Linked DNA regions of Homo sapiens: regions 1, 3, 4 and 5 are each linked to region 2. The links are chromatin contacts, found by Hi-C or POLR2A ChIA-PET in ENCODE. All regions are on one chromosome and are shown on one strand. Each heading gives the region's core, a stretch centred on a gene start or an enhancer-like site at or near the end of the contact. The rest is flanking DNA. Distances are from core to core; before and after follow the strand shown.

Region 1 (2,700 bases), core at 1-2,500, 4.1 Mb before region 2:
TCTTGGCTCACTGCAACCTCTGCCTCCCTTCCTTTTATTGGGGCACTATAGTATATGAAATAGATCATCAAGAAGTAATTGAGGTTCTTCCAGAATTTCCTGAACAATGAAATTAACAAGCACTGTTGGTAAATAATAAAAATGCTGGATTAATTTGAAAAAAAAAAAAGTACTAGAATGTTTCTATTCAGGCCGCACCTGAAAATGTGCTACTTATACTAATTAAAAATCCTCAGGCAAGAGACAACTGTGCCCAATTTTCAAGTTTTTTGTTTTGTTTTGTTTTGTTTTGTTGTTTTGTTAATTGTTGACCACGTCCTGAGTTCAGAGCGAATCCTCTGGGTGTTTAATAGGAAACAGATAATTTCTTTCTGAACCTAGCCTACACAAAGAAATCCAAAAGCGTGAGGAAGTGTGTGCTCTCCCCCTTCCCCTCATGGAATTAACTTTGTAGGACCACCTGGCCAGTGAGGCACCCAGATAGGAAACTTTTAATTTGCGTCAACAGAGGTGCTTTATCTGAATAAAACCCAGCCAGAGCCAGAGCGAAGGGGAGAGAGAGAATTGCTGACCAGAAGAACAGGAGAAGCAGGGAGGGAAGTGACCTTAAGAACACACACGGCCCGCGCATCCCACCCCACCAGAGTCTTTAACCCAAAGCCTCTGGGTTTCTCTAGCAGCTATGGGCAGGTGCCCTCCTCAGCCCGAGCCAGCTGCCCGCCCCACCCCGCCTTTTGGCCTCGCGCGGGCGTCGGTGGCCTGCAGGACTGGCAGGCATCCAGGCGCCAGGCGGAGCGCTGAGGGAGGCTCCCGCCGGCCGAACAGCGGGGAGACCCGTGAAGCAGGCGCACCGGCCACGCGCCCGGAGGGACAGGGACAGGGACCGGCAGGGGTGGGCCCGCCGCCAACCCGCCGGGCACCCCGCGGACTCGGGCCTAGCCAGCGACTCCCCCCGCCCTTCCCGCGCCCTGTCTCGCGCCCCGTCGCCTTCCTCCCGCGCCCCGTCGCCTTCCTCCCGCGCCCCGTCTCCCTCCTCCCGTGCCCCGTCTCCCTCCTCCCGTGCCCCAGGCCCTCAGCCCCCCACTTGACGGGCGCAGGGAAGGGGCGGGTGCCGCGCTCTCCTCCCGGCCCGCAGTCCCCTACCCGCGGCTCGAGCGCGCTGTACCTGGGGTTCTGGGGCCGCCCTCACCCTTGCGCCGCCGCCACCACCACTGCCGCCGGCCTAGCTCCCCCAGGACCGAAAGTGAAAGTGGAGCCCGGGGAGCGGCAGGCTGGCGCTGAGCGGCGCTTCGGCCCGAGCCCTAGCGGCAGGCGGGGAAGCCCCTGGCTAAGGCGGGAGCTGGGGAAAGGGTAAACGGGAGTGGGGCCGAGCGAGGGAAGCCGCAACTCCCAGGAAGGGAATTGGTAAATGAGCGCTGCACGCCGGGGAAGCTGCGAGGTTGCGATGCGGGGGATCAGGCGTAGGAAGTGCACGCCTTTCTGAACGCGGATCCGTGTGTGTGTGTGTGTGTGTGTGTGTGTGTGTGTGTGTGTGTGTGTGTGTGTGTGTGTGTGTGTGTGTGTGTGTTGAGATGCTTTTTGTTTTTGTCTTTTTTTTTTTTTCACTGTTTAGCGTTGCGAGGGTTAGGGGCATGCAGGAAAGGGCCGGTGCTCAAGTTGGGGACCGAAGCCAGGCAGGCGCTGACAAGTCCACCAAGCCTAGACGCGTTCGACGCCCATTGGACTCGCTGGGTGTCCGTCATCTCGCCACTGCCAGTGGGCTGAGAGCTCTTGGCCCGCCTCGGAAAGAAACATGAACCCAGTACTCTGTCGTGGCAAAGTGCCGCACCTTCTGGGGCTTCGGTAGAGAATGACTACAGTGGGAGATGCTGTAGAGGAGGAAGGTGGGTTAGAGGTGGCCCCCAGGACTTTCCTGCACTACCAAGGGCCACTGTACCCCAAGGATTAGCTGCTTCCCGCATCAACACGTTCCCTCTGATTTTTCAAAGTAAATGACCATTTCTTCACTCCCCTTAGAACAATTAAAGCTGAATAAAATGGCCAAAAAGACCATCTTTAAACAGTTGAGGCTAAATGAGGTAACAAGTCAAGAAAACACAAACATTAAAACACCAAATGCTACAAGTTTATTACCGAAAATGGGTCCCGATCCAGACCCCAAGAGAGGGTTCTTGGATTTTGCGCAAGAAAGAATTTGAGGGGAGTCCATGGAGTAAAGTGAAAGCAAGTAATTAAGAAACTAAAGGAATAAAAGAATGGCTACTCATAGGCAGAGCACCCCCAAGGGCTGTTGGTTGTCCATTTTTAGGGTTATTTCTTGATTATATGCTAAGCGGGGGAAATTATTCATGCCTCCCCTTTTTAGACCATATAGGGTAGCTTCCCGACGTTGCAGTGGCATTTGTAAACTGTCATGGAGCTGGTGAGACCGTAGCAGTGACGACCAGAGGACACTCTCATTGCCATCCTGGTTTTGGTGGGTTTTGGCCAGCTTCCTTACTGCAACCTGTTTTATCAGCAAGGTCTTTATGACCTGTGTCTTGTGCCTACCTTCTATCTCATTCTGTGACTTAGAATGTCTAACCTCCTGGGAGTGTAGCCCAGTAGGTCTCAGCCTTATTTTACCCAGCTCCTATTCAAGATGGAGTTGCTCTGGTTCAAACGTCTCTGATAATTTGGTGAGTGGACCATGGTCCTAGT
Region 2 (2,700 bases), core at 113-2,612:
AATATAAACTGGGCAGGCATCTCTGCTGGTGTGTAGTTTCTGATAGAGGACGCCTCCAAACCGGAACAGGGAGGATTTCCGAAACAGGACTTTGAATAGAGTTGACAATCAGGTTCACATCCTCAGAAAAAGCCTTCCAAGCTATGTCAGCAACACAAAGTTGCACCACCTCCTGGGTAAACTTCAAAGACACAGAGGCCAGCGGGTGGAAGGAAGTGTGATATTTAGAGAACTTAGTGGGGCGGGGGAGAGTCTGAACTCATCTAGACAAACTAAAAAAAATAGCAGAAATATAGTCTGTGTGAAGCTACAGTACCCAGTTTCTTTCTAAAACTGTAACCATGACGCCCATGCGTTTTAGCCGTAGAAGAACAAATAAGGAAGTATCCTTAGTGGTACTGGAGTTTCTAATTCAAATTATAACACATTAATCTATCCAACGTCAAATAGAAAAAAAAAAAGTAGAGAAACAGAGTATACCTATTTCCTGCTTTCTAAGCTTTAACTTCAGCCCTTCGAGAAACCATCTATCTCCAGTATCTCCTTAGGTGATAGGACATTGAAAACAGGCAACCGTTTGGTGAATAAAGACATTTCTCTTGAGTTCTGCCCACAGATTAAAAGGACAAGGACACACGTTCTTTGTTGACACTTCTGCAGTGACTTCTCCTTTGGCGAGAGAGCACCCAGGGCCAACACAACTGTCACCACAACCACACAGAGCAAGTTGAACTCATACTGGGAACAGCTTAGAGAAGCACGCACATCTCAACAACAGCCTTTGTTATTTAATTCATGACACTAACCACGCGCAAGCTCAAACAAACACACATGCTATCCTAACCATCACTCTACCCTCTATATTCACATTTCATTTATGGCTTGACTTTTTGTCATATCCTGAAATGAAGCTTTGCATTTACCCGATGAGTTGCGTCTCCTGGTGCTCCTCAGTTCTTGCTATTTCTTTTGTCTTATAAAAGATCAGGAGCAGACTTATTGTGCAGATCGTCCACCTCTTCCTAATGGAGCGCATCTTGGGTGCCCGAGAAAGTCCTGGTTGCCCCAGCTCCCGCACCTTCTCTTGATATAAAGGCTCCGTTTTGGGGAGATAGTCGCGGGGGTGAAATCTGTAAAATGCGAGGAGAGCTTGGAGCCGGGATCCCGGGATCAGATCACTGGGGTCTTCTGTGGCCGAGCTCCCTCTGGTCCTCGAACGCTGCCCAGCGACCTCTCGCCCTGTTTGCGCCAGCTCTGCCAGGGTCGCTCCGCGCCGCCTCCCTGGGGCTCAGGTTTCTTTTCAGATGAGACACCTTGTGCATTGGAGGTGGCGGCAGCTTCTGCAGCTGGGTTCGGGGGCGTCACTGGCCCTTCCCTCTTGCTAGGAGATAAACGCTGCGCAAAGCCAATCACCAGGCTGAGGGGGCGGAGGCTGCTTGGAGAGTAACGTCCCCGGCTCTGCCTGCTCTGTGCCGGGAGAGGAAGCTCACAGTGCTACGCGCCTGCGAGCTCGCGCACATACACATATACATACATACACACATACATACATATGCACACACACGTACACGCAGAATCACACACACTCTCCTGGGACATCAAAGCATCAGCTCTCTGGACCTGGGAGCTCCAAGATAGTCTATCCGCATCTAGGTGAGAGGGCACCTCGCCTGGGGACAGATTACAAAAGCGTCCCGCCAGAGGAATGCTTCAGGTAGAGCTAGGGGTGGATTGCAAGAAGAGTACCTTCTTTCAATCGCTTTTGCTAAACACACACCCTCACACGCAAAAACACGCCCTCCAAGGTGGAGTGAAACGGGGTGCGGGGGTGGGGACGGCGGTGGAAGGAAGAAGACTTTTATTACTCAATCTGGAAAGTGCAAATACACACATGAACCTGTTAGCCGATGGGCCCACTCTGCATGGGTGGTGGACGACGACCCTGGCTCAGGATTCTGCAGGAAACAAGTGATGATAGAGGTGTCATTAGGAACTTTATGGATATTTATGCGCCTCCCTTTCATTGCCATTTGGAAACTCCTCACGCAGAAGTCAAGGAAACTCCAATCCCACTTAAACTTCATTGCGGAGAAACAGAGTTCTGAAAAAAAAGCAGCTACCATGGACCTCTCTTTTAAACGCAAGTACACCCACACACATTCGGATACCAAGGAAGGAAGGAAAGAAAGAAAGGAAAGAAAAGGGAGGGGAGGAAGGAAGAGCAAAGTCCTCTCTAAAAGTCTCAATTATATATATAGCCTCTGATTGTCACCTCTCCTCCGTCCCACCATTTTTCGTACTTGTATTGGGTGGCAGGGACACTTTTCAAGAGTTCTGTGTTCGATTGTTCACTCTGAGTACCTCTCCACCATCCTCCAGTCGTTGCCCTCATTGGGAGAGATGCTTGCTACTCTGCTAGTACCACGCCTTGGTTCCGGTCTTTACTGTTGGCTGGTAGGTCGGGAGGCACCTCTAGCATGAGACAGTGTCTGGAAGCCAGGATTTCCCTCATCTATATGCGCCGGTCCCCAGCTCCCTGGTCGCCAGGGTTTCTCTCCAGTTGAATTCCGTGTTCCTTCAGGTTGAACAGTAGCTTCAGCGGTTTTTCACGCTCAGAAATGATGAGGCCCAATTCCAATCTTCCCTCCCGCCGGAAGTAAGAAGGGGAATTCTGAGTTGCTTGTCGCCTGACAGCTTAAA
Region 3 (2,700 bases), core at 1-2,500, 4.2 Mb before region 2:
CCTTCTGGCCGGCTGTAGTGGCTCACGCCTGTAATCCTAGCACTTTGGGAGGCAGCACTGGGCAGATCACTTGAGGTCAGGTGTTGTTCGAGACCAGTCTGACCAACGTGGTGAAACCCCGTCTCTACCATTAAAAAAAAAAAAAAAAAAAAAAAGCTGGGTGTGACAACGCGCCTGTAGTCCCAAGTACTTAGGAGACTGAGGCAGGAGAATCGCTTGAACCTGGGAGGCGGAGATTGCAGCGAGCAGAGATCGCGCCACTGCACTCCAGACAGAGCGAAACTGCCTCTCCAGAAAAAAAAAAAAAAAAAAAAAAAAGGCTCTGCCTTCTCTCTCTTCAACTGTCTAAACCCCAACGCTGCAGAAAGCGGTGACCCCAAGTCCCAGAATGATGATGCTACTGCAGGGTAACAAACAGGTTTTCTGTCAGGCCTGATTGTGAACCAGCAGCAACTGCAGGCTGACAGTTTCTCACATAAGCACGTAGGGCTTGTTAAATTTCACTTCCAGCCCCAAACCAGGAAGCGCTGTTTAAGATGAGCCCAAGAAGAAAGCAATCTAGCTTCAGAAACAAAACTCGCCAGACTCTAGAAAGACTATAAGGGTTTAAATTTGGGACTGTTCTCCGTTTTGCATTGGAACCTATGTTCTCCTCCCCATAAAAGTTTATTAAAATTCGAAACTGCCAAAAAACAAAGTAAAATCATATAAAACATACACAGGCGCGTGCACGCACGCACACACACACAGACCAATTTGTTTTTGTGATCCGCTTCCTTATCTAGACTGTCCAGGCTTGGGCCAGATTTGAGTTGGTAAACTCTCGCAGCTAAAGCGGAGCAGAATGTAGAAAGAGTATCTACTTCTCCGGATTGTTGGGAGGAGGGTCGAAGCGTAGACTGGCCACGCCCGGGTCCCGCTCTCTCGTTGCACAACTGCAAGCTAGATCTGGGCATCGAAGGAGGAACGCTGCAACCTCCAACCCCTTCTTTCTGACCAACCGGGACCAGAGCAGTGCTGGGGCCGGGGCGGGTCACCGGGTGAGGACCGGGGCGGAGGGTGTTAAGTTACAGGGCAGGAGCCCGGGTCCCTCCGCGGGCAGGAAGGGGAGGGCCCATCGGGGCTAGGGGAACCCCGGCGCAGACCTGGGGTGGGGTCGGAAAAGCTGTTTCATCGCCCGCTCCCGGGCCCTCCGCTCCCTCCCTCCCTCCCTCTCTCCCTGGCAGGACTCCCCGCCAGGCCTCCCCGCCACTCTCCGCGGCGCATTCCGGGAGGCAGCGGCCGCAGCGGCCTCGCCATGTCCCAGCCCGGCCAGAAGCCCGCCGCCTCCCCGCGGCCCCGGCGAGCAGCCGCCGCCCGCCGCACCCATGAGGTGAGTGGCGCTCCTGTCGGCGTCGCGGGGCTGGGCGATGGGGTACCGGGTCCCGGAGCTGTGGCCGCCCTCCCTGGGCGTTGCCAGGCTGGCGGGTCTGCAGTCCCCGGCGCCCCCGCGGGGCAGGGAGAGGGCTAGGGGCTTGGCCGCTGCCAGGCAGGTGGCTGCAGGTGGCTTCGGTTCCCCGGCCGGGTCCAGTGCGCTGGGCGTGGCGTTGGCCGGGTAGAGTGGAGGGGGGGACGCGTCAAGAAAAGTTGGCTGGTAAGACGTGGGTGAATGAGGATGAGGATGAACGGGGAATGAGGTTCACTCAGGACCCCCGAGTGAGTGGGGTGGTTTCACTGGACAGCGGGATGTAGTCTTCCGCGCTAAGGCCGGGCCGCAGGGCGTGGCTGCCTGGAGACGCAGAGCCTCTTCCCTAACCAGCCTCGAGCCAAATTGGGCGGGCGAGGAGGGGCGGGGCCTGCGCCGGGCCCCACCCCCAGGGTTCTGCCCACCTGGCAGCCGCCTTGGGATGTGCGGAGCTCAGTGCCAGCCCGGTCCCGGCCAAGCGGAGTGTGAGCCCGGCGCCTCCAACGCAACACCCCGCGCCCTCGCCGGCTCCCCCGCCGTGCGGATCGGAGCCAGCCGGTTGTTGCCATGGCATTCGCCAGCTGGTGGTACAAGACGGTAAATAGGAGCGGTTGTGCCTGGGCAGGACCCGGAAGGGAGTGTGTTGGAAGGGAGTGTGTTTGCTTTGCCCTTCTGGGCGTGCGGATGAAGCGTTGTCCGGGGTTTGGCGGGGAAGGGGTGCGGACCGGGTGCGACCTCCTCGCAGACCTTCAGGTTAGGCTCGGGGAGAGGCAGGGGACTCACCCTCTTGTGGTATGTATGAGCGCGCCCGAGCGTGCGCGGCGCATGCACCTCTCTCGCCCCGATGTCAAGCACTATGCTCTGCTGGCGCTCACAAGTGGGATGGAACTGGAATTGTTGCTGGAGGAATTCTGTCTAGGAGGTGGATTCCTGAATGCACTAGGACGCAGCTCGCAAGAGCTTTGATCTAGAGTTCTTTTTTAACCCCTAAGTAAAGTTCAAAACTTTTAGAGGGCGATTGTTGGACGTACATTCGCCGACGCAAAGGAGAGGCAGCTGCAATGTGAGGCAAGGAGAAAATCCCAAACATCAAGGGGCAGAAGCAACTGAGATCTGAGACCAAGACCCTTGGAGAGAGCGGTGGAGGGGTGGAGGAAAGAAAGCGAGAAAGTGAGAGAGGGAGGGAGAGAGAGACAGCGCGCACAAAAGCGAGCTTCTCTGCACTTTATTACTTTGGATGAGGGACAAGAACATTC
Region 4 (2,700 bases), core at 201-2,700, 3.7 Mb before region 2:
ACTAAGGAATGAGTGTGCTGAGAAAGCAGGAAAGGAAGGTATCTTTCCGAAGTGATAGTAGGTTTTCATAGAGAAAGTCCAGCTGATTAGAAGAATCTACATGAGAGGCAAAGTAAACATTGTCTTCCAAATTTCACACTGATTTTGCATTTGATAGTTTAATACTTAAGCGCTATTTAAGATTAATTTTAAAAATCCAAAACTTGAAGCCTTAACATAATGCAAGAACCAGTGTGACTCACATCGCATATCCTATTACATAATTACACAATATAGGTAGTCCTTATCATGGGGTTCACTCCTTACCAAAAGATAACGGCTCCTAAATAAATGTACAAATGTCTTGATCTATATATTAATTTCTGTGCCATAAGACTGAGGCCATAAAATCAGATTTTGTTACTCCCCTGATTAAAAACATTTAGTGGTTACCCCCACATTCTTTACCAAACCTCCAAGGCTCTGTAGTACATAATTTCTCACCTTTTCCGCTACATCTCCAACCATTAGTGTGCATCTCACTTTGCTCCAGCCACATTACATTGGCCTTTCCTCTCTTCAAAGACTTTTCTGTCTCAAGGCCTTTGCACTTACTACTGCTGTTTCCTCTGCCTCCAACTCTTTCCAAGGACTTCACTGGGCTGTCTCTTTCTCACACAGCTCCTATTATTCCCCCATTCATTCTTTCATTTAGTGAATATTTATTGATTGTCTACCAAAGGCCAATAACTTGTGCCCCTCCTCTCCACCAGATACATATACTTTCTATGCCATTATCCTTTATCATTTTCATAGCATTTATCCATTATCCTATTTTTCGTTTACTTGATGATCTGTGTCTCTCTCTCCACTTGTCTGTTTGAACAAGTGAACCTCCTAATGTTGCTACTAAAAAACCGACAAATATGTGTTGACTGAATGAATCAGAAAGACTGCTATGCGACTGAGTCTGTTAGTAGGGAAGTCAATATTATCAAATCTCGGGGGGGGGGGGGGGCTTAAACCTTTCACAGCTGGTCGGAAGCTCAGGATCAGAGAAGTTTCCAGGCCACAGAGATGCAAGCGTTTCTCTTCAGCGCAAAGCGAATAGCAGCAGAAAAGAAAACAATTATTAGAAGACGGGACCTTTGCTCTATCTGGGGGAAGGTAAGCTCCCAAACAAAACCTTTTTAAAAATCCGACTTTCTGAATGCTCTCTTCTCCATTCCCAGCTTCTGCCACGTCCCGGGTCCCAGAGTGTGCCTGCTCAGATCCCAGAAAACTTGCAGGAACAGGAAGAGGTCACACAGTGTTAAGGGGAAGGGAGAACAGGAACGGCGGGTTTCTTACCGCGGTCAAGACCCTGAAGTCATCTCGGCTCATGTAACGCAACTTGGCCACATTCACTTTCCCCATGGCGGCCCCAGTCCGAACCCAGATGCCTCTCCGACGACAGCCGCAAAGCGTAAGGCAGGTCGTTATTCCAGCCTCTAAGCGCTTTACAGCGCCAGATGGCTCGCGCACGCGCTGCGTCTTAGTATAGGTCCTTGTTAATAGTTAGAAGTGCTGTTCTCATTGATATAGGAAAATAAAACTACTTGTATGTCTTATGAAACACATAGTATGTAACAAGTGAACGTTTTATTTTTGTGTAATTTTTGCGTTGTGACTGAGTTGGCGGAGTGTAGATATTCTCTACAATGTGCCTTTTTTTTTCCATATCTGTCAGGACTTGCTGCCTCAATGACACGTTCCGCCTCAGAGAGCAAAGTGGTTACTTAATGGGAGGAGCAAATTTTTCCCGCAAACAACTTCTACTCTAGGCAAAGTGACTTCCAACAAGACAGGGGTAAAAGAACCTGAGCTAGAGTCCAGACAACCAAATCTGTTAAAGGTAAAGTGGACTGTAATCACACAAGCACGCCCTCTACTCCTAATTGCGCCTGCTCCGGCAGCTCCGGAGGGCGTGGTTAATGGAACTCATGCGCTTGCTCAGTACTTCTCTTAGGTTGGTCTAGGAGGCTTCGAAGTGCGCCTGCGCTGGTTGGGGTGGGAGTTTAAGGTGACACGTGGAGAGCGCGGCGGACGTCCTTACCTCCAGAGGAAGTGGGGATTTTGATAGTTCGGGCTGACCTACGCGGGTAGGACTTCGAGGGCCCAGGAGCGATTTAAGGATTTTAGAATAGTTACCCATACTGGCTCTGCAACTCCTCGATATTCAAGCCTTTGTCTGCTTTTTACTTGAATGCAGCATGTCTTTGATTAACCATCTTCAACCAATGAACATCTCCATTTAAACGGAATTTTTCTTTCTGTACTTACATAAGAAGGCATAGAAATGAATTTTTTTTTTATTTTTGAGACAGAGCCCGGCTCTGTCACCCAGACTGAAGTACAGGGGCGCGATCTTGGCTCACTGCAACCTCTGCCCTCTAGGTTCAAGGGATTCTTCTCCCTCAGCCTCCTAAGTAGCTGGGATTATAGGCTCACACCACCACGCCCTGCTAATATTTTTATTTTTAGTAGAGATGGGGTTTCGCCCTGTTGACCAGACTGGTTTCAAACTCCTGGCCTCAGGTGATCCGCCCCCCTCAGTCTCCCAAAGTGCTGGGATTACAGGCATAAGCCACCGCGCCTGGGCGAAAAGTTTTTAAAAAAACCAAGTGACTAACTTTATTTGTACAAATTTATGGGGTACGTGAGAAATTTTGTTACAAGTAT
Region 5 (2,700 bases), core at 12-2,511, 4.0 Mb before region 2:
CCCGAGCCAAGTCAATGCAGGGGCCGGGGCTGAGGGAGGGGAAGAGGCAGAGGAGGCGGTGATGGCGCGCTGGGAGGGCGGCGGCCTCTGCAGCGAGGGTGGTGGCGATGCGCATACCGAGAGGATAAGGAAGCGGTTCCCGACGAGCCTCCTCGGGGCTTATGGGGCCCCTGGCGGTTCGGCCTCGGAGGCTAGCGGGGCTGCCCGATTTGGCACTGGAAACAATGGTGGCTCGGGGCTGGAGGCAATGGCGCGAGTGCTGGGGGGCAGGGGCGACTAGGGGAGTTTCGGTTTCTCGGGCCTAGCGCCGCGGAGCCTTGCTGCGGGCCCCAGTGGTAGCACCCCCGGGAACCGCAGGTGTTGATTTAAGGCTCGGAACAGGCGGGCCTTCTGCCCACATCCTGCGGCGCCCGCGACCCGGGCCGGGCGATCCGGCGCCGGGTTTTGTTATCCGCCCGCACCTAGAGGCCGCAAGGCAGCCGCCAGCCCCGGGACTGGACCCCAGGGCGCCCTCGGCCCTGCGAGGTCCCCGCCCTCTCTTCCGTCTCCTCCTCACCGCCCTCCTGAGGCACTCTGATGCGGGCGGGCATCTCTGCCGAAAACACCTACAGCGCCCGCTCCCTCGGTCCTTCGAGCAGTGATCCCTCCGCGGCCAACCTCCCCAGGGAAACCAGCGATTCGCGGTTCAGATAGCGACCTTCGCCCGCAGGTTCCTGCTCTGCCTTCAGACTTCGGCTTCAGTGGCACCTGCTCAGCGAGGCCTCGTCTAACCAAGCCATCCGAATTAACTACCCACTCACTCGCCATCACATCACCCCGATTTAATTCGCAGCGGGGCACTGACTTTACACTCGTGTGTCTTCTGTGTTTATTTATGGTCTGTTTCTGGAATGTCCGCTCCTGGGACTGGGACCATGATTTTCTGGCGCAGTGCGGGTGTCTCGGCGTCCGGGATCGGGCGGGTCGCAGTAGGGCTCCACATTTGTTGAGTGACTGAACACCGTTCCCGGCCGGGGAGAGCGCCGCAGCCGGGTCCACTTCAGGTAGGGGCTGGGCTTTCCCGGCCCCGCCTAGGCCCCGCCCCCAGCGCGAACCCGCTCCCACCTCGCCTGTCCACGGAGCAGCAGGGGGTTTGACTGTGCTTTTCCCTCTTGCTTCCCTCGCTCTTTCTGCAGCTGCCACGAAAACCCGGAACGGCGGAGCGGCGCCGCCCCTCGCGGCACCTCCCTGGCAGCCCTTGGAGGCCGCGCTGGGCATGCTCAGTCAGCTGGGCCGCCTCAGCTCTCGGAGTAGGAAGCTCGGGCGCTCCGGCTGTAAGGAGCCGCGGCGGGGGGAAAATGGAGCCCTTCACCAATGGTGAGTGGGCTGCCGAGGCGCCGGGACCCGGGCTCTCCGGAGCCCTGAGGGTCGTGGGCAGTCGTGACACGCGGGGTCGGGCTGCAGCCGTCTCCCCCAACACCGCGGGCTTCCCACGAGGGCTGAGGGAGGCAGGGAGAGGGGATCTGGGGGAGGCAGGGAGGTTCGGGGGGCGGGCGGCGGCCAGTGCGGGACCCGGGGCTGGCTTGAAGGTCAGCGCCGCCGCCGCTCGCCCGGGGTGCGGCCGGTGGGCAAACAGCAAAGTTTGGGCTGCTGTGCGCAGAGGAGTGGGCAGTGGGAAAGTTGGCAGCTCAGGTTTGCCCCCGGAGGAGGCGGTGTCGGCCCGACTCTCCTGTAGGAGCGTTAAGTTGTGGCAGCTGCCGAGCCCAACTTTTGTGGGGCGCCAGGAGCTGTCCCCCTGCCCTTCAGTGAGCTGCCGGCGTGACTTTTCCTAATAGGGCGGGGTGGGGGTGGGAGGCTTGGCAGGTTAATGTTGTGGAAGGAAGGGAAACTTCAGGAAAGGCTTGCTCACCTCGCTCGGTGCCGCGGAGGTGCCTGGCCACAGTGCCACCCTCCTGACCCTGCCGAGGTACTCGGCAGGGCCACCACGCATCCCCTCACTGGCTGCAGATCACATCAGTTTTTCAGTCAAAGACTTGTTAATGTCAAGGGTCCGTCACGGTGGTGATACCACTGTGTGACAGGAAGCGAGAGTCAACGCAGGGAGCCTGCACCCTGCAAACAGCCACAGCCCTTCACTGAACGGGGAGCATAAATCCCACCCTAGTTAGAACCATGGCTTTTGTGCGGACCAGAAGTGCCAGAGCCACAATATAGGGGTGAGATGTCTTACCGTTTTGCGGTGTTGAGTGTGTGGATTCCCTTTTAAGATAGAAAGTAGGAAAACTGCCAGTAAGGGAGACGACTCACTAAAAGAGGATTCAGTCTCTGGTTGACATGTTTTGCTGAGTGTGGTTGGTTACTTCAGGTACAGTATCACATTAATAGGGGCCACAGTCTATATCCCTGTTTAGTTTGTTAGTTACCACTCAAGAGCAGACAGATATTGTCCACTTTATCCCAAATCCCAGCCAGACTTTGTTGTATGCTGTGCTTCATTCATGGGGCTGTGAACTACTGATTATATTCTCCCTATTCCTAATGTAGAATGCTTTATTCTACTGCCATCTTTCTGTCTGCACTGTTTAATTAGGCTTACTGATAACAACTTTAATTCTGAATTTTCTTTCTCATTCAGGTTCTATTTGTAATTACTAAGACTTAAAGAATAGTCTGGTGAAGTTACTCGAAGAATTAAGGAAGGTTTGAGCTAAAATGAACTAG

Evidence for each region. Hi-C counts contacts between places; a loop is a spot of excess contacts on that map. ChIA-PET counts read pairs that join two places held with the same protein, here RNA polymerase II (POLR2A). Pooled maps may share reads with other maps.
Region 1: a map of B cell shows a loop between it and region 2 (6-fold over the local background). The contact joins the promoter of ERAP1 here to the promoter of ST8SIA4 in region 2. A Hi-C loop is called at or near these places in 2 of 168 maps with a recorded cell type or tissue (B cell and naive thymus-derived CD4-positive, alpha-beta T cell) and 8 of 50 pooled maps. POLR2A ChIA-PET finds 5 or more read pairs at or near these places in 1 of 52 experiments (CD8-positive, alpha-beta T cell).
Region 3: a map of B cell shows a loop between it and region 2 (13-fold over the local background). The contact joins the promoter of CAST here to the promoter of ST8SIA4 in region 2. A Hi-C loop is called at or near these places in 3 of 168 maps with a recorded cell type or tissue (B cell and naive thymus-derived CD4-positive, alpha-beta T cell) and 10 of 50 pooled maps. POLR2A ChIA-PET finds 5 or more read pairs at or near these places in 1 of 52 experiments (CD4-positive, alpha-beta memory T cell).
Region 4: a map of naive thymus-derived CD4-positive, alpha-beta T cell shows a loop between it and region 2 (10-fold over the local background). The contact joins the promoter of RIOK2 here to the promoter of ST8SIA4 in region 2. A Hi-C loop is called at or near these places in 3 of 168 maps with a recorded cell type or tissue (CD4-positive, alpha-beta memory T cell and naive thymus-derived CD4-positive, alpha-beta T cell), 1 of 37 single-sample maps with no recorded cell type and 12 of 50 pooled maps. POLR2A ChIA-PET finds 5 or more read pairs at or near these places in 1 of 52 experiments (activated CD8-positive, alpha-beta memory T cell).
Region 5: a loop to region 2 is called in a map of CD4-positive, alpha-beta memory T cell, with 10 times the contacts of the local background. The contact joins the promoter of LNPEP here to the promoter of ST8SIA4 in region 2. A Hi-C loop is called at or near these places in 2 of 168 maps with a recorded cell type or tissue (CD4-positive, alpha-beta memory T cell and naive thymus-derived CD4-positive, alpha-beta T cell), 1 of 37 single-sample maps with no recorded cell type and 8 of 50 pooled maps.

Annotation. Positions count from the first base shown.
Region 1 is chr5:96,806,695-96,809,394 of GRCh38, forward strand. It overlaps ERAP1 (endoplasmic reticulum aminopeptidase 1), which reads right to left and starts at 1,251. Exons shown (of 19, transcript NM_001040458.3): 1 at 1,166-1,251. LOC124901033 (a long non-coding RNA gene) reads left to right here and starts at 764. Exons shown (of 3, transcript XR_007058879.1): 1 at 764-1,883. RefSeq lists a silencer at 672-1,131 and enhancers at 704-1,205, 1,206-1,705, 1,862-1,931.
Region 2 is chr5:100,901,920-100,904,619 of GRCh38, forward strand. ST8SIA4 (ST8 alpha-N-acetyl-neuraminide alpha-2,8-sialyltransferase 4) reads right to left here and starts at 1,363. Exons shown (of 5, transcript NM_005668.6): 1 at 924-1,363. The coding sequence starts at 1,036. LOC107986437 (a long non-coding RNA gene) reads left to right here and starts at 1,489. Exons shown (of 2, transcript XR_001742825.3): 1 at 1,489-2,700. RefSeq lists enhancers at 451-1,020, 1,506-1,745, 2,526-2,700.
Region 3 is chr5:96,661,126-96,663,825 of GRCh38, forward strand. CAST (calpastatin) reads left to right here and starts at 1,251. Exons shown (of 32, transcript NM_001750.7): 1 at 1,251-1,372. The coding sequence starts at 1,298. RefSeq lists an enhancer at 904-1,405 and silencers at 968-1,557, 1,748-2,027.
Region 4 is chr5:97,181,797-97,184,496 of GRCh38, forward strand. It overlaps RIOK2 (RIO kinase 2), which reads right to left and starts at 1,451. Exons shown (of 10, transcript NM_018343.3): 1 at 1,330-1,451. The coding sequence starts at 1,395.
Region 5 is chr5:96,934,819-96,937,518 of GRCh38, forward strand. LNPEP (leucyl and cystinyl aminopeptidase) reads left to right here and starts at 1,262. Exons shown (of 18, transcript NM_005575.3): 1 at 1,262-1,356. The coding sequence starts at 1,338. LOC124901030 reads right to left here and starts at 1,257. Exons shown (of 1, transcript XM_047417984.1): 1 at 1-1,257. The coding sequence starts at 1,257. The coding sequence ends at 553. It also overlaps a transcript of ERAP1 not described here. RefSeq lists silencers at 1-65, 506-575, 1,516-1,585, 1,716-1,795 and enhancers at 176-315, 616-925.